Regions from separate parts of the Mus musculus genome. Here region 1 is linked to region 2. The links are chromatin loops, found by intact Hi-C in ENCODE. Cell type or tissue: left cerebral cortex. All regions are shown on one strand. Each heading gives the region's core, and the rest is flanking DNA. Links, peaks and the distances in the headings are about the cores only. Region 1 has its middle 37 kb from the start of Gm35309. Region 2 has its middle 13 kb from the start of Gm35083.

What was found. Peaks named below come from ENCODE experiments on the same cell type or tissue, not always from the same donor. Only the 100,000 strongest peaks of a DNase experiment are listed, where the experiment ranks them.
Region 1: it touches region 2 in a loop (3-fold over the local background); 6 of 42 quality-filtered maps call a loop at or near these places.

Annotation. Positions count from the first base shown.
Region 1 is chr7:118,360,936-118,370,622 of GRCm38, reverse strand. It overlaps the pseudogene Gm32766. Among named protein-coding and RNA genes, the nearest start is that of Gm35309, 37 kb to the right of the region's middle. In left cerebral cortex, for the core only: a CTCF peak has its summit at 5,709 (motif pointing right); DNase peaks (open chromatin) are centred at 4,764, 5,139 and 5,812; H3K27ac peaks cover 1,244 bases.
Region 2 is chr7:118,308,829-118,318,515 of GRCm38, reverse strand. No RefSeq gene overlaps it. Among named protein-coding and RNA genes, the nearest start is that of Gm35083, 13 kb to the left of the region's middle. In left cerebral cortex, for the core only: a CTCF peak has its summit at 4,526 (motif pointing right); DNase peaks (open chromatin) are centred at 4,198 and 4,494; H3K27ac peaks cover 552 bases.

The sequences.
Region 1 (9,687 bases), core at 4,557-7,056, 51 kb before region 2:
GCAGCCAAACCCCAGTAGGAAAGCCAATGGGCTTTAAGACATTTAAGAATGAGCAAACCACACAGCAGCGCTAGGCACAAAAGATGACCATTGTGACATTTGTAATTCACTGTGTAACCTTCCTACTAGTGCCTCTTTTAACCCTAGAGGCAACTCGAGAGATCCCAGTGGCCTTAAGGTCAGACTAGTGGACAGGACCTCAGTAAACCTTGCTAGAGCCCTGATTTGAGGGCCCGCCTCATCTCAGGGCAGTGATTCTGCTGCAGAAATGAGAGCCAAGGCTTGTCCCATTTGCAGCAGGAGTCAGAGAACTGGCCTTAACTCAAAATCTCCTGATTTTTATATACTGATAAGCATGTAATGTGTGTGTGTGTGTGTGCACTGCTTGGAAGGCAGGAAAACTTTCAGGAGTTGATTCTCCCTTTCATCATGTATGTCCATGCAGATCTCTGACTTGGTGACATGAACTGAGCTAACCCTGTTCTTGTATTAATTTTAAGACATTATGTGGACCACACAAACAACCTTCATGGCTATGGGTCTGCTGCAATCAATCTCCACTTGTTTTTTTTTTTAACCTTTTGAGAATTATTTACCTAAGAGGACGGAGATGATTGGTGGCCTAGAACAGAGGCTCAAAGAAGAGGTGACATGGCTCAGAACAGAGCTGGCACTCAGAAGGCTCAGGGGATCCAGGGACTGGAGCACTGCTTTGCTCTCAGCTGTCACTCTGCATTGTGTCCAATGAGGAGTGGGGAGAGAGGCGGGAGGGGGAGGAGGAGGGACAGGGGTCCACCCCATTTGTCTTGGCTGCTAGAGACCCTGCCTGAACCTAGGAGAGCTATCTGGGACCCAAGCTCTGAGCTGCTCTGCTCCAGCCAGAGGCAGCTTCCTCCAAGTTCAACATGCAGAAATGGGAACTATGGTCTGTGGTCTTCCTGGCCCTCCTCTCTGCACAGGCCTTTCCACACCCTGACATCAGTATCCATTCAGGTGAGCACAGGGACCAGGGACAGGTTGGGGAGGACATTCCTACAGACTTAAGGGCCCACTAGTGAGGCCAGCTGCCTGGCTGCAGTTCTGAGGGGGAGAGCTGGAGCACCTGAGCTGAGCCTCCTGATAGATCAGCCTCAAATGAGGGAGCACTCTCCTCATCCCAAGGCCCTTAAAGTTAAATCCCAGCTTTGCAGTTTACAAGCTGTGTAACCTGAGAGACTTTCTTCCTTTACATTCTAGTTATTCTGTCATTTATTTTTGAGATAGGATCTTGCAATTAGCCCACGCTGGTCTTGAAATCTCAGTCCTCCTGCTTCCTGCTCCAGAGTGTACTGGAATTAGAGATGTGTGCTGCTACAACTGGCAAAGTCCGAAATCATCCTGAGTCCATTCCAGGAAGCGGAGGTCATACGGTCACCAGCTCCAGGCCATGGAGAAAGGGCTTAGCACACTATCTGGATCCAGGGGGAAATGGTATTTTTGTTAGAAAATTTATATCTGGGACCCCCCTCCACTTCGACCTTGGCAATGCCCATTTCCAGGGAACTTTCAGATACATGGTCAGAGAAGATGGAGGTGCGGGATGAGTACAATTGTCCCTCTACTGGTCTCCCTGGCAGGCTGGCTCCAGCAATATCCATCCCTATGGGCCTTGTGGGATGTCCCCAGGAAATGGAACTCATCAACCTCAGGCATGGGACTTCCCTGTAAGCCATTTGAGGGATGAGGGGCAGCGGTGAGTTTGAGTACTTCCATGTTGCAAAGGGGAGACTGGGGTGCTAACACCATGGAACTGCTATCAACTTGGACACCCTGCAGCTCCTTGTTTCTAGCGGGAGGACAGAGAGTTCGAAGCCTGACTAGGTGACAGATGATGTGACAGGCCAGCCTGTGGTACATATGTGATGCTGTCTTAAGTACATATATACATATGTGTGTATATATGTGTACACACACAAAGACCACATTTATAGGGAAAGACTCACAAATCCCTTACTACATATCAATCGGCATAGATATAAGTACTTTTCATTATGGATTTATATAATTTTTACCAAAACCCTATGGCAAAAAACAATCATTTTTATCCCAGATTAAGTGAAACCTATATGAAATCTCCAGATAAAAATTGTTATAAGGCCAGTATTGGGCTATTAGTGTGGGGTGCTCAGAGATACTAGATAAAACCAGCAAATAGATAACAGTAAGTCCTTTGTTACTATAAATGTACCCCACTTTTGCGTGGACATACTTATACTATAAATCATTTGTTATTTATCTAAAATTCTGATTTTACTAATGGAAAACGACTGAGGGAGAAGCCCAACTTCAGTCCCATGTATACCGGAATCCACTCATGCACCCACACACATGAACATATACACACCACGTGCACATACACACACACACATACCCATGCACATACACATGTGCACACATGCACGAATGCACAGAGGCGGGGATAATAATGAAGTGATGGGGCAGATCAGGTACTGAGCACATGATAAACATTTGAAGAAGCGTCATGTTACTTTCAACACCTCTGCCAAGAACCTCTGGTTCTCGGTGTTATGATGGTTCAAGCAGGAGAGTTTCATTGTGATAAACAGGCTTCATCAGAGACAAGAACTTCCAGACACCACACCTGTCCCCATGTGCCACCCTCCTTTTTAGACAAGCAAACCAGGATCACACCCAAACCGGTAATCTTGGAGAACTAATTAGAAATTTTTTTCCACCCACCCCTTCCCTGCTGTAGCAGGGAAACTGAGGCTGCAGACTGACGGAAGTTGTCACTGGCTTACACAGCACCTTTTGTGTTCCCCAGACTTCCAGTTCAGCAGACAAGACTAGGAAAATGGTGTCAGCCCAAGGAGACTGACATATAAGCCCGAGAGCCTGCACTGCTGGTGACTAGAGAGGATTTAATATGGCTCTGGGGTTCCTTGCAGATCCTGGGGGTGGATGTGCACCCCGAAGTCAAAGCTTGGTTTTCCATCCTCTTCTGGATACCCTCAGCTATTCTATACAAAGCAGGACAGAGGGCTGGAGAGGTGGCTCAGTGGTTAAGAACACTCACTGTTTTTCTAGAGGTCCTGAGTTCAATTCCCAGCAGCCACATGGTGGCTCACAACCATCTGTAATGGGATTGGATGCCCTCTTCTGGTGTGTCTGAAGACAGCTACAGTGTACTCATATACAATAAATGAATAAATTTGGCCAGGCAGTGGTGGCTCACACCTTTGGTCCCAAAACTTGAGAGGCAGAGGCAGGCAGATCTCTGAGGACATCCTGGTTTACAGAGTGAGTTCCAGGACAGCCAGGGCTACACAGAGAGACCCTGTCTTGAGAAAAGCAAAAAACAAAAAACAAAAAAAAACAAAAAAACAACAACAACAACCCAAAAGCAGTACAAAGCATCCATTCGCCGTTCACCCCACAGCTCCTGCCTTTCATTCTCTATCCCCTGAGCATGTGGATCCAGTCCCAGATCCTCTCAGCCTCACTCCTGGGTTTTCTTTTGAGAAAAGATCCTTTGTCTGAAGGACCTGGGAGGACTTCCCAGATGGGCCTTTCCCCCCAATCCTTTGCTCTGAGATTGCCTTTGATCTCATTGCTTTTGTGTATTCTTGCAAGTATGTAGAGCCAGCACCTGGAAGGAATAACAAAGACAATGGCTATTAGGATTCTTCAGCCATGGCTGGTTCCTCCCCCAGCTCCTGAACTCAGAACTCTTCATGTGACATCAGGGCAAACTGATTTGAAACTCTGGCCTCTGCCTTTGCAGGACCTAGGGGTGCAGAGAGAGAGATCAGTCAAGGTATTCAGCACTCCTGACCACCAGCAACATGGCATTGCAGTCTTAGCTGTGGGAAGGTTCTGAGGCCCAGGCTGCTTCTCAGGTGATAACACCTAAAGTCTAAGAGCTGCTCACTCTGCCTAGGCATCTTTCCAGAAAAAAACAAAAAAAGCTCTGTGTGTGTGTGTGTGTGTGTGTGTGTGTGTTGAATGCAGTTGCTCTGTTGTAGAGGCCAGAGGCTAGCATTTGATGTCTTCCTCCGATGCTCTGTGCCTTTATTTTTTGTGGCAGGGTCTCTCACTGATCCAGAGACCCTGAACCAGCTGGGCTGCTTAGCTAAAGCATTTCAGGGACCTACCTCTCTCCAATTCCCCAGCGCTGAGAGTTGTGTTGCTGTGCCTGACTTTTCACATTGGTGCTGGGGAGTCCGATAAAATCAGGTCCTTGTGCTTACAGCTGGCTCCTTACCCACTGAGCCAGCTCCCCACCCAGCTCCACTCATGCCCATTTCAAAAGGGAAACTGAGGCCCAGGGAGCCGAGGTCCCAACCATCTGGTATCAGAGCCAAAGCTTCTAAGCTGGAGCATAGAGGTTCAAGCAACTAGATATCCTGCCTTCTAGAGCAGGCCCAATCCTGGAGCGTGCCTCAGACACTCTGGCCCAGTTTGTTCCCCGCTCTGTAGTCACAGGGCACTCTACACATACTTTGAAGTACTCTTTAGGATAAGATAACTAATACCATATGGGAACAGCATGAGGTCACATGCTTAGGAACATATAGGAACTCAGGAAATGCTGATGTCCTTAATTAAATCATGGTTAAATTTGGTGTTTAATAGACTGTGGTCCCTCAGCCATCTGCAGGAGATTGGTTCCAGCATTCCTGAAGATGCCAAAATTCTCAGATGCCTGGTCCCTGCTGTAGAAGGATGCATCTAACCAAGCTCCATCTCCTGTGTTCTTGAACTCACATAATAATATCACAGCAAAACAAACAGTTGCTGGAGCACATTGTGTAGAGGTGATGACAGGAAACAAAAGCTATCTACCTCCAATTATGTCACTTGGGAATCTTAGAATCTCAAACCCAAGGCCAGCCTGAGCTCCATATGAGACTCTATCTCAAAACACAGAAGTCTGGGGACTGGGTAGAGTGTTTGCCTGGCATATTCAAGTCCCCAGGCGAGATTACCAGGACCCAGGAGTTTACGTTCAGCACAGGAGCGGTGCCCTGCTCCTCAGATGCTTTCTCTCCACTGTGTGTTAAGTTCATGGACCAGAGCCTGTGGGTACAGAGGCCAACTGCATGTACTTTACCAGTGAGAGAACCACAACCACAGAGCCAAGTCTTCCAGCAGCATTGCAGTGCTTGGGAGTTTCAGATTACAAACCTGATTGCCAGGAGTGAGTGGCAGTGACCTCTGATCTTCATCGGCAAAGCAGGTACAGGTCTAGTATCTCTCCCGGGCTGGCCTCCAGGAACCAAGCGCTAAACACCCAGTGAATGCTCCCTGCTTGGATCAATCTAAGCTGTGGTTTGGGGGCTTTTCCTCTGTGCTCTAGTGCCTCCAGAACTGCTCAGAGAGGGGAAGGCAGAGCTCAAGATGGGAAAAGTAAGGCTTGCTTTTAAGGACTGCCGAGCATTGAGACCAGACAGGCAACAGGAGGGTGACCCAGCCCTCCACCACTTTGCTGGAGTCTGGAAGACACTTCTTGTTATCTCCCAGGAGTATCTAGGGCTCACTCTGGGAACAGGGAAGGTGAATGTGGCCTTAGAGTTTCTTCACCTCCTCTCCTTGTCTGGTCTGTTGTGTGTCCATTCTCCCCTGTCCCCTTCTTGTCCCTGGTGCACCCCTACCCCAGCCCGCTGATCCCAGCAGGAGGCGGTGGCCACAATGCTGTGCATCTGCAGGAGGCAGCAGAGAGCAGAGTGTTGCATCTGTGGGCGGCTGGAGCAGGGCCAGGGGAGCTCACAGCCAGATTGAGTGGGAAGGTGACAATTTATTCTTTCAAAGTGGGAGATCTGGATTCCACGGATGTGTTTTCATCCCAGAACAAGCTCAGCTCCTAACGGCTTTGACTCCCCCCACACCCCCAGCTGGGAGACCTTGGCTGCTGCTAATTGAGAAAAAGACCATGCAGTTTGACTTCTTGGTTTCCTGAGCAACAAGCCTCCGCCTCCTGCTCTGGCACCTCCTGTCTGCCTCTCTCCCTGTATCCCCCATACCCTTCTCCAGCCCCACCTTGGATTCCTGCTCCTTCACAGATTCTTGGTCCTGCTGAACCATTCCCCCCACCCCCACCCTACTCCAAACCACTCCACCCTCTGCCTGGGCCATGCCCTCTGCCTGGAACACTTTGATTCATACCATGCTTAGGGTCTCTACTCATTCATTACCTTTTCCAGGAAGCCTCTCGAGTCTTCACATCTGCTTGTGTGCAGTGCTTAGATGCTTCAGGGGTAACCTTGTCATTGCCCATGGGGTTTGGCGGGGGGTCGGGGGGTGGGGGGTGGAGCTTGAAGTGCTCTGTCCTATTTGTGAGGTCCTTGCTGACAGGGACCAGAGAACCATTAATTCTTTCCAGTTGTGCCAGCAAGACTCACATCCACAAGTTAAGTATTAATGACATCATTTCTGTGTGCTCCCCCGCGCTCCCCCCCCCCCGTTGACTCTTGTGTCCCACAAGCTACCTATGAGCAAGTGACCTTTAACAAGGTAGTCAACCTCTCTGTGCTCCAAGTTCCTTTGTAAAGTGCAGTGATTGTGGTGTTTACCTTACCAGGTATGTAAAGATTAAATTAGTATGTGCAAAGCTGCACAGTGCACAGCACACGGCGAGTGAATAGTAAAGGCTGGTTTGGTTGTTTTCTAAAGGTCAACATACAAATTCAAAGGTGTGCCTGTGAAGATATACAGCCTAGCAGAGGCTGGTTGGGTCCAGCTGATGAAACCCTTCTAAGGTCAGCTTCTAAGCTCCCAAAGGCAAGGGGAGAAGGAAAATTCCAGATGGGTAGGAGTTAATTCTTGTGCCTCCCCACCTTCCAATTAAAGGTCTCTGCTGGCCTGCATGGAAAGAGGGCAATGGGGCAGTGACCTGCCACAGCCCATTTTCTGGTTTATTTCAACTCAGGCATGCAGAAATGCCTCTTTCCTGGAGAGGGGGGCCTCAAAGGGACCAGAATTAGGGAGATGCAGGTATTTCTGGAAGTATTTTCTACCTGAGGTTAGAAGACTTCGAAACCAAATGGCATTTTCCTCCTCCTTTTCCCACCCAGCCCCACTTCATTAACTAATTATTAATTCCTCTTTACCAAGTGCTAGCCAAGGTGGGAAGAAAGAGGGAAGGGCAAGAGAAATGAAGGAGAGGAAGGGAGGAAGGGAGGAGGGGAGCAGAAGGGCTGGAAGGAGAAGTGGAGGGAGGAGGAGGAGGGAGGAGGGATGGAAGGAGGAGGGAGGGAGAAAGGAGTGAGAGGGAGGGAGTAATGAAGGAGAGGGGGGAGGGAGGGAAGAAGGGGTGAGAGGGAGGAGGGAGGGAGGAAGAAGGAGGGAGGGAGGTGGGAGGAGGGAGGAGGGAGGAAGAGTGGTTCTTCTACAGGTTTCATCTTTCTACTTACAGATGAGCAGTTCCAAGCTTTCACACATTCGCACTCACCCATGTTTGCTAAGATGTGCTTTCTGCACCCCCAGCCTTGGGTGTTGCCAGTGAGAGTCCAGGCCATACCATGTTGCTCATCAATCACATGATAGTGTAGAACAGTCTGGAAAACTCAGATCTGGCAACTTCAGCAAACCTTCAGTGCTGTTTGAATACATCCCTACATGGCTGTATTTCATTCAAAACCTGGACTACAGAGATGGCTCAGGGTTAAGCTTAGAGTGTTTTAGAGGAGCCAAGTTCAGTTCCCACTTCAGCAATACATCAGGTGGTTCACAACTGCCTAAGACTCCAGCTCCCGAGGATCCAGTGCCTGGTTCTGTTCTCTGCACTCAAATGCATGTAAACCACTCCCCATCATTAAAATAAAAGTGCAAGACCCAAGTCCCATAGACCCTCTGTGTGCTAAGGAGAAGAGGAGTGATCACAGGAGCTATGAAGAACTACCCTGAACAAGAATCCTGGGTGCAATGAAGTCAGGGTGCATAAGCACTTACCAGAGATGCCCATCTGATGCACCTAAAGCCACCTTGCAGTTGAGACTAGAGAAGTAGGAATTGGCCTGAGTCAAGGCAAGGGACAAGCCCACAGAGGTCTGATTAGGTGTCTGAGAATGGCAAGAGATGAAGCCAGATGGATTAAAGCTAACTGGGGGCCTGCCATGAGCCCTCCTCAAGCGTGCTGGTCTCCCACCAGGAAGCAGCATGTGATACTACAAAGGAATTCTTTGTGGTCAGGAGGTCTCTACCACCTTCTCGCAGGCTGACCTTTACAGTAATAAGATGAAATCATCGTACAGGAATGGAGCCAGTCATGTCTGCTCTAAATCCAGCTTGTTATGATGATGAAATGGACTCATGGCTGTATAACATGACACACAGTAACAGCAGAAACAAGTGGATGTAGCCTCTGTATCTGTTTGACTGCGTTGATCTATTCCTCCATCCTTCCCTATACTCCTCTATTTTTCTACCCATCCATCATCCATCCTTCATACATTATCCATTTGTGCATCTATTCCTGCTTCCTTCCATCCATTCACCCATCTCTCTGTCCGTTGGTCCCTTCATCTCTATGTCTTCATTGTTTTAGACAGTGACCAAATACCAGGGTCCCTCACTGGTTTCTTTGTTGTTAAGCGTTTTCAGTCAAGCATGGCAAGAAGACACTGAGGAGACTAAGTAAGCTCAAGCCTAAAGAGGAATTTCCCAGGGAAAAGAAAAGAATAGAAAAGAAAAATATTTTAGTGATGCTATATTAAAAAAAACAGATTAGAAAACAGGAAGGTAGGTAGGTAAGGACTGGCAGTACAGGGTGGGTACTGGAGAAAGGACAAAAGCAGGTACCAGAAATCTCATTAAATCATTCAGCATGCTCAACACAATATGTGGCCTTTCGCTGTTCTTTTTATCCTCAGTGTGACCCACATCATTTGCAGGGTTTCTGAAGTGGTAGTAAGTGCTGTGCTGAGTCTTTTTCTGAGCTGGCACCGATGGCCACTTAGGGTTGACCTAATCAAGAATGGTGGAGGGACTAAAGGGATGGCTCAGTTGCTAACAGCATTTGCTCCATACTTTGGAGGACTGGAGCTCAGACCACCAGGTACCCTAGCAAACGCCTGTAACCCAAGTTCCAAGGATGGCGAGACAGAATGACTGCTGGGACTTTCTGGCTTCCAGCCTAGCCGAGAGAGTGCAAGCCCTGGGTTCATGGATAGACTCTCAGAGGAATAGGCAGAGAGTGATAGTGGAGGATTCCTGGTACTCTCCTCTAGCTTCCGCACATGCACACAGATGTGCACACACTCAGGCAGACACACACAAATAAGCACATAAGTTAGCTAATTGGCTGAAATCTTAAGAGAACAGAAAAAGAAAGCAGAGTTACATCCTGTTCTCTTTATACTTAGTCTAGAAACATTAATGAGCTTGCTTTAGGCTCCACACTATGGAAAGGGGTGATGTTAATAGCTGCTGTGTTTCCTATATCCACAGCTGGGAGGAGAATGTCTTTGTGTATATCCTGATGAACAGCTGTGTTCCTGACATCCAGGCTGACATCTGGATGGGCCTTCATAACCATAGGCAGGAGAGGTGAGGAAAACATAGATACCATGGAGAAACTCCACCCAAAAATCCACTTCCATGGAACAATGCCAGATCACAGTTATAGACCCAGACCACAGATACTAGCTGTGGAAATAGGTGTGGAGTTGACCTGCCTCAGTTAGCCAT
Region 2 (9,687 bases), core at 3,297-5,796:
CCTGACTCGCAGACATGGCTCTCGAACGAGCTGTGTGATGCTTTGTCTTTACAAAGACATTTAAACTGGCTTCTGCAAATGTGCAGGGGATTTGCTGGCTTGTGTCACTGACTTGAAAAATCAAAGAGTGCCTGGATTCCAGGAGAGGATTAACTGTGTTGCTGGGTTCCATGAGCCTGATGCTGTGCCTTAGCATCTTCTATTCATTCAAGTATGCTCGGAGTCTCCGGGTTCCAGAAGAGCCAATGCTATGCCTGAGACCTGAGTCACTTAGGGCAGGCTTCTACTTTTTATGAAAGCCCATCCTCAGAGTCCCTCTCCCCCCAGGAAGTACCTTTCAAATACAGTCTAACCCTAACCACCTCCCACAGTGGGCTTCCAGCTCCAAGAGGCAGTATGCCTGGCCCCATCACACTGGGACTAGATGCTAATCAGTGCTCAAGGAGGACACTAAGGCAGAAGGAAGAGAATTTGGGGAAGAAGTGTATGGCCCTAAGGATGCAGAGGATGAGGGCACATTTGGTTACAGTGTGCTAATGTATGCGTGGAGGATGTGCGATGAGAAACAGTCTTTTCTAGGAAAGGTAATTAGCCCGACAAGGGCCCATATTTCCCAAGCCCCTCCCTCTCCCTTTGCACTTATCAGTCAATCACAGATGGTGGACCAAGCTCCCACCAGTGAGATGAGACACACCACCTACGTGAGAGATAAACGATAGAAGCCATCTTGGCTGAGTATGCTCAGTAGCCAGCTTTGGGTTCTGGCTCATCTTCTCTGCAAGAAGAAATTGCCTTCCCAAATTACTTTCACTCCATTTGTATGTTCCTTCCTTTGTGCAACACTGAGATCATAGTTTTTGCCATAATGCCACCACCAGTAGCCCTTTAAGGACCCAGAGCCCGGAAATATAAAGTCTATGAACTTCCTTCGGAACGTACAAATGACACCTACCATTTGCCTCTATACCAGGGCTCCTATGAGTCTGTTAGAGGCTTAGAAATCTACTGGTGGGGGGCTGGCGAGATGGCTCAGTGGTTAAGAGCACCGACTGCTCTTCCGAAGGTCCCGAGTTCAAATCCCAGCAACCACATGGTGGCTCACAACCATCCGTAACGAAATCTGAGGCCCTCTTCTGGAGTGTCTGAAGACAGCTACAGTGTACTTACATATAATAAATAAATAAATCTTTAAAAAAAAAAAAAAGGACTCCAGGGTCAGGGGGAAAGGTCATCTGATGAAGCTAGAAATCCTAGCAGCAAGCTAAGGATCATGTAATAGATATCTGTGTTATAATTGCATTGCTTTAAAAAAAAAAGTAAGAAATCTACCGGTGGGCATGGCCTGATTAGACTACGGCTGAAAACCTAACAGGTGCCAGACAATGATGGACAATCCCTACATACCAGAGTACAGTTAAGTATTTCACATTGGCCAGTCCTGGCTTGCTTACTCTGACTCACCTCTTCCTGCACTTGGAAGGTCCCGAGCACTTCCCACCTGCCTTGACTGGTCACTGACTGATCTGTTAACACAGACAAATGGTAGGTACATTTAGCATCTGACATTTTGGCTAGATAATCATGTTTTTAATGCTAATAACTACACTAAGTGTTCTTACTGTTGTGACCATTTCAAGTGTGCAGCTGAGAATGTTAAACACATCCAGAGTGAGTCTCCATCACTTTTCAGTCCCCGCAGACCCCTGCTCAGGACTCCTCCACTCCCTGCTGACCACCATTCTTCTGCTTGCTGAACTGCTTTGTGGTGCTGGAGATCAGACCCAGAACCTTGTGCACACTGGGCAAGCAGATGCTTCTGGGCTACAGCCTCGCCCCTTGACGTTTGTTTGTTTTTTGTTTTTTGTTTTTTTTAATTGTGTGGCCTGGTCTCTATAGTGAATTCCAGGACACCCAGAACTATGTGGAAAGACCTGTCTCAAAACAAACAGGCAAAAAAATAAAAACTGTGTATGTGCAAATGTGTGTGTGTGTGTGTGTGTGTGTGTGTGTGTGTGTGTGTGTGTTCCGTCCTCAGGTTCTGTTTGTCTTGTTTGTTTGTTTGTTTGTTTGTTTGTTTGTTTGTTTTTTGGGGGGTTGACTCCAGTGTACATGAAAACCAGTAAAAAACAATACTGATTTAAGACTAATAGAGATCCTCTAATACCATGTCCACACTTACTCCATGACCTTGGGTACATTTTAGAACCTTTCTCCTTCATAAATGAGTGCAATTTATTTTGATTAAATCTACCCTTGACTCCCTCCACCTCTGACTCCTCCAGGGCCCCTCTTCCTCCCAATCTCACATCTGTATATGTAGGTGCATTTTACCTATGGGACCCAACTGGTGTTGCTCACACACACCTGGGTGTAGGGCTGTCCACCATAGCCTGAGCAACCTAACAGAGGTACCACTCCTGAAGAAAATTGATTTTGTCTCCCCTACAGCTGCCTGTAGCACCCCACTGTGGGGTGGGGCTTTGCAAAGGTAACACCCGTACTGGACTGTTAGCTAGACTGATCTTCTGCAGATCTTGTGCAGTCAACCCTGGCTGCCCAGAATTTCTGAGCACCTATACTTGTCATTTCTGGAAGACACTGTTTTACAGCTGTCTTCCCCAACCTCTGGCTCTTAACATATTTCCTACCCATCTTCTGTGATGTTCCCAGGATTGGGGTCAAGGCCTGGCTGCTGGATCTTCCATCCAGGCCCACCCTGGGTTGGGGCCTTTACTGCCTGGTTTTATGTCAACTTGACACAAGATAGAGTCATCTGAAAGGAGGGAAACTCAATCAAGAGAATGCCTCCATAAGATCCATCTGTAAACCATTTTCTTAGTTAGTGATTGGTGGGGGAGGGCCCAGCCTATTGTGGGTGGTCCCATTCCCAGGTTAAGTGGTCCTGGGTTCTAGAGGAAAGCAGTCTGCGCAAGCCACTAAGCAGCACTCTCCCATGGCTTTTGCATCAGCTCTCTCCTCCAGGTTCCTGCCCTGTTTGAGTTCCTGTCCTGACCTCCCTCATTAATGAACTGTTACCTGAAAAGTACAAATGAAATAAACCATTTTCTTCCTTTTGGTTGTGTTGTTTCATCACAGCAATGATAACCCTAACTAAGGCAGAATGGAAGGGTGTTGTGTCCAGCCAGTGGCTCACATGTCTGGGTTCTAGTTTGGAAAGGCATCTTGGAAACCTGGAAGAGAAGAGGGAGGTAGGTGGACGAGAAAAAGACGAAGCTAAGACAATATCCTGATCAAAGCTCAATTTTACTAATTTGTGCACCGAGTTATGAAGGAGGGGAAGGGGCCCGATTCCCGCCAAATCATCTTGGAGTAAGGTTGCAGGTGAACACGTGATGGCTCTGGAACAGCTGGGAGGCAGGCAGTGGGAGTGGCAGGACGATAGGGCGGCAAGCTCTGCCCCATGCTCTCTAACACCGAAACCTGAGCAAACAGGTTTCAGGCTGGGGAGAGGAGGTTACAGAAGGGAGCTTGCTGGGCCCCATCTTATGCTTTGGTCACGTTTCCCTGAATGTCTTTAATGTTAAGTTTATCACGTATGTGCAGCATCTCACTCGTCCTCAGGACAACCTCAGTGACTATTATTACACTCCTTTGAATGACCAGGAGATGAGCTCTCAGAGGAGTTAAGCTACCTACCCAAGGTCACACAGTAAGTGGCTAGGACAGGCTACCCCATTGGTGTAAGTGCCCCCCACCAGTGGCTTTACCTTACACACCCACTGCCAGAGAATCTCTGGTCCTCTTCAGTCTAAAACCTCAGTCATTTGGAAAGGGTCCTAAAAACAAGCTGAAGGTCCTTGCCTGTCCTGCCTCCCGGCTCTCCTGTCCTGCTTTGCATTCATGACAACATTGTTCTTGTTCCAACTCCAGGGCCAATGAGCTGTGGCCGGGATGAGCCTCTGAGTCACGGCACCTGCCAGACAGTGCTAACCTAATTTTCCAGGATCTTTGGGAGACATTTGGCTTCTGTCTCCCCAGCTAATAGCCCTGAGGAGAGTGGCAGCAGGCTAACAGGACCTGGGGCTCCCTGCCTGGTCCAGGAGAGCCCAGCCTGCAATATGACCTGATCCTGATTGGCAAAGTGGTCCTGACTTAGAGAGAGCCCTGTGCTGAATCACACTCTAAAACACGGGCGCCAAGCCACAAGGATGCTGCTAGAACATGCCTGGAAATGAAAGCAGATGGAGACAAGCACTGCTGGCTTTTACAAAGACTCGGGCTTGCTCGGATTGCAGCAGGATGGTGGAGCGCTATGCATGTACGAGGCTCTGGGCTCCACGAGAAAACAGACGGCGAAGTCGGAGCTCCCAGCACACACGCAAATAACCTAGCCTTCTATGAACACAAACAACACACCTCTAGCATCCAAAGGAATAAGAGGTAGTTTATTCTGTAGCCAAGTACATGTGACTATGGCTTGGAAATACAGTTTAGGTCACCACAAATCTCTGCCTGATGCCTATGAGGGCCTGAAGAGGGCATCAGATCCCCTGGGACTGGAGTTAACAGAGCACTGTGAGCCACCTTGTGGAGGCTAGGAATTGAGCCTGGTCCTCTGGAAGAGTAACCGGTGCTCTTAATCACTGAGCCGTCTCTGCAAGCCCTAAGGAAAACATATTATAAAGATTTTTATACTAACAGAACCGAGAAGGTCTTAAAATCAAGGTGTTTTTAAACTACATTGGTGGAAATATTAAGTGGGCAGTTACAGTATCGTAAGAAAATCACAGCTATTTGGTTTTTATCAGACAGGGTTTCTCTGCATAGCCCGGGCTGTCCTAGAACTCTCTGTAGACCAGGCTGGCCTTGAACTCAGAGATCCACCTTCTTCTGCCTCCCGAGTGCTGGGATGAAAGTTGTGCACCCCCACACCTGACTCCAAAAGGGGGTTGAATGCTTTGGCTTGTGAATTCACAGGATCTTAGCCTGTCAGGACAGGGGAGGCGTGATGGGTATTTTTCTGGTGATAAGAAGTGAGGTATTTTGGTGTATAATGGAACTTGTCTTGACTCCGACAGCACCATAAATAATGGCACAGGTATAAATCCATCCTCGGCACCGTTCTAAACTGGGCTGGTTACCCCACACCTGTCACTCAGGAGCTGGAGGGAGTGCAGAAATGTACCGCCAACCTCAGCAATGTAGTGAGTTCGAGTTCAGCCTGGACTGCATTAGACCTCGCGTCTAAAACTTTAAAAGTAAATAGTAAGTAATGAGAAATCAATACAACTTTCTATAGGAGCTCCTTCTGTAGCTGCGTGCCTACTGCTGTCTACACGGTGCGCTACAGAAACCCATTCTCTTCCCGTTGTTTGGCATTAGTTTAACTAATAAGGTTAAATACCTGCCACCAAAATGTCAGGATGGAAATCCACGACAACCCAAATCATCGATCAGAAAGCCTAGTTCATGGCTTCTGCGAAACAAACCTGTTTCGCGTGGGCCGCGCCGTCTTTTTCTAGTTAGGAGCCTGTGTGTGGAACTGAGGACCCACCCGAAAGCCTAGGTGTCTGGAAGGTGGCCATCACAGCTAAAAACCAAGTGCTCTCTGTCCATCTCGCCATCATTAAGACATCTAAGCAACGGCTCAAGGGGGCAGTGGCGGTGTGCCGGCCAGGGGCATCCATGTAGCAAATGGTAACTGAGCATGCCCCGTAGGTAAATGGCACCTAGGCACCCTAAGTCATAGCCCAAGCTCGGGGGCTTACAGGTGTTTTGACATAGCTGCTGTTCCAGTGTGAAAGCTAGAGTCTAAGGGATGTACAGACTCATTTAACAGTTGTTTAAACTTTAAAAATCTCCTAAGTAGCAAAGACCCACGGCTGCACTTGCCCAAAAGTTTGTCTGGTCTGCGTTTGCGGAGCCATCTCTGCGTTCACTCCTTTCCTTTGAAGTCCAGCCGAGCTCCCACAATTTTTATCCTGATTTGGCGTCAATGAACTCAATAAATTTCAACTTTCATTCTGGAAGGGGAGCCCGTTGCAGAAATACGTGGTGGGCATAGTTGTGCCTGTGCAATCCCAGCACTCAGGAGGTAGAGGCAGGAGAATCTTGAGATCAAGGCCACCGCCCGGATATCCATACTTCCTTTAGGCTTTGCCCCAGTCAGGGGTTCCCTTCTCCCCCCCCCCCACCCCCACCCCCGCTTTTGGTTTGGTAACAGCTAGAGTTGTACACAGGACTCTGATGTTATTTAGATGGACATTTCTGTGGTTACAAAGGATGTGACTCGGGAGCAGCCTAATGGAGGCACTAGGGAGCAAAGTGGGGGCCAGGGTCACCACCGAGTCACCCTGAGTCTGCTGGCTATATCACCCTCTTAGGGAGTTCACCATGCCCTGCCCGCCATTCAAGAGGGTCCATCACAGAGGCATGATGGCGTCAATCATTGGCCACTGGTGACTGAACTAAGGCTCCAGCCCCCTCCCCTCCCGGCAGAGGATGGAGAATGGAACTCAAACCTCCAATTTATAATCCCAGAAGCAGAGGCAGGAGTGTTAGCAGCTCCTAACCAGCAAGCTACACGACAAGACTCTCTCAAAATAATAATAATAATAAAAATAATTTATAAAAGTTCTAACTCCAATTCTTTCTTGTGTCTCTACTATCCAGTCCCCTCCCTGAAACTCCCTGGGGGCCCAAGGCCACCAGTGATCTTACTAGCACACCAAACGCAGCTTCAATCCTACGGCCTTCGGTGCTGCAGATGCAGTCAGTGTCTCCCAGGGGCTGAGGAGATAGTAAGCTGTGAAATATTTCATATAGAAGCGAGAGGCTTGAGTTCAATCCCCAACACCTGTGTAAAAAGGCTGGCACATCACAGTCAGCTGTAACCCCGGGCTGAGAGGGCAGAGACTGGGGGTCCCTGGGGCTTGCTGGAAACCATTCTAGACAGTCAGCTCTAGGTTCAGTGGAACACTCTGACTATAAATAAATAAATAAATAAATAAATAAATAAATGCGGGGTTGCAGGCTGCTGGCTTAGGGGGTTCAGTGGGTGAGAGCACTTGGCTCTCCACCCTGATAAACACAGTTTGTTCCTCTGGAAAAGAGCTGGATTCTGTGGCTCAGGTCTGTAACCTCAAGGGCAGCGCTCCTGCAGGGAGAAGAGAGGAGAGACCACCTCCAAAACATGGTGGGAAAAGAGAGCTGACTCCTAAAAGTCGTCCTCAGATCCCCATATGTGCAGTGTGGCATGCGTGCGTGCACACACACACACGCACTTACACACACACACACACACGCACACACACGCACACATACACACGCACATACACACACACATACACACGCACATACACACACACAAACACACGCACATACACACACACATACACACATGCACACATACACACACACATACACACACACACATACACACACGCACACATACACACGCACATACACACACACATACACACACACATACACACACACACACACACGCACATACACACACACATACACACACACACACACGCACACACATGCACACACACACACATACACACACACACACACACACACTACTCTAAATAAATATTTTAACAACAAAACAAACAAAAACAAGAAAATAAGGTGAAGAGCACCAACAAAGACACCTGAGATCACCCTCAGCCTCCACACACATGTGCAGATGCATATATGAACATGCACACATACATGCACATACACACATATACACGAGGTTGTCTTCCCATCATTTATAGCTTACAGTCAGAAGAACAATTCCAGTGAGCCCATTTAATCCTCAATCTTTTAAATCTTGTGTTATTATTATTACTATTATTTTATGTGAGTGTATATCACATGTATGTGAATGTACCATGAAGGTCATAAAAAGATGTCTGACCCCTTGTACCCGGAGTTACAGACGTTTGTGAGCCGACCAACAGGGGTGCTGGGGTCCAAGCTTGGGTCCTCACCATAGATCACAAAGCGCTCTGAACCACTGAGCCATCTCTCCAGTCCCACAAGTTCTATTTTTTAAACTGTAATTTTTTTCTTTAGGTTGGCTGAGTTGAGATTCTCAATACCATAAGCACAAATGAGAATATACAAAGTGGGCAAATACATGAATATGAAGAAAGACTGTGGCTGCGAGTGTGTGCAGCCTGGAGCCGAGCGCACCAGCTCTGTAAATAACCAAAGAGGGATTATGTGATAGAAGAAGTCGGTGTATTTTGGACTAAGCTGAAAGTCAGAACCAGCCCCGTAGAGTGGGACTTACATAAAGCAAATTTTCATTTATTCTAAGAAAAACTGCAAACAATTTGAGCTACTTATTGCTGGAAAGGGCTGGCCGAGGGGACAGAGAAGGGACCCAGACACTGAATTCATTCCTACAAGGATGGAGGGGGTCCTGGGCAGGTCTGGGAGGGTAAGATCAGGCCAGAAGCTCAAAAATGTGTACAGAATCTACAGGTGATGGTGTTCTAGCAGCTGTGCTGCGTGGGTCTGCAGTGGAGCCCAGAGGGTGCCTTCTAACCAACTCTGAGGAAGGCAGGCCCTGCTGCCCCATGAACCACACCTTGGGTAGCTCAGAACTCAGTAAGCTCTGTAGACCTTAGGACTCTGGGGTTCAGTGCCTGTGACCTCAAGCTGATAGGAACCACACCCATTCCTTTCCTTTTCTTCAGGATTATTTGTTTAATGGGGAGTGGGGAGCACACACCAGCTATGGCGCTCATAGGAATCCATAAAACGCCACGAATTCCATCCTCTCCTTCCACCGTGAAGAGCCCAGGGATCAAACCCAGGCCGTCAGGCTTGTCAGCAAGCCTCTTTTCCCTCTGAGCCACCTCCACAGCCCTCTTTTTTATTAAAACAATTTACATATAATATTTGTACGGAATGGCAGGCTTGTGGTATTTTCCCTTTTTTTTTTTTTTTTTTTTTTTTAGCATCAGTCTGTGTCAAAATCATCTGACTCTCAATCCCTTTGTCCCTTCCTTTTCTGCTGATTCTCCCACTCTCAAAAGGGTGTGTGTCACACTCCTGGAACCTGCTTTATTTACTTTTTATAATGCAAAGTTCACTTAAGACAGAAAACATACGCTATTTGTTCCTGGGTCTGGCTTATTTTCAGTTCCACCCATTTTACTGCGACTTCATTTCACTCTTTATGGCTGAATAACAGTCTGCACATGAGTATAGATGAGTGGCACACATTCTTCCTCCATCCATTAAAGCTGACCCGTCGTCTGTTATACTTCTAGAACTTAGCACAGTCCTTGGCACACAGTAGGTACTCAAAACCAAAAGCAAAATGTATTAAGTGCTACTCAGCAATAAAAAGAAACCAAGTGGTTCTTTTTGTTGTTTGGGGGGCACCGGGCTTGAAGCCGCCAGGCACAAAGCATGTCAGACAAGCCTATACAGTACTCATCCTATTTTTATTACACTAGTTTATTATATGTGTGTTGGCATGCTATAGAGGTCAGAGTCCAACTTTTAGGAGTCTCTCCTTCCTAAGGAGATTTAGGGTTCAGGAGTAAACCCAAGTTGTCAGGGCAAGATCCTTTACCAACTGAGCTGTCTCAATGGCCCCTCTATGACATTCTTTAAAAGACAATACTACACTGACATAGAATATATAAGAACTTGCAAGGAACCAAGAGAGGGAGGAGAATGTAATTATAAAAGAATAAATGGGAAGTTGGGGGT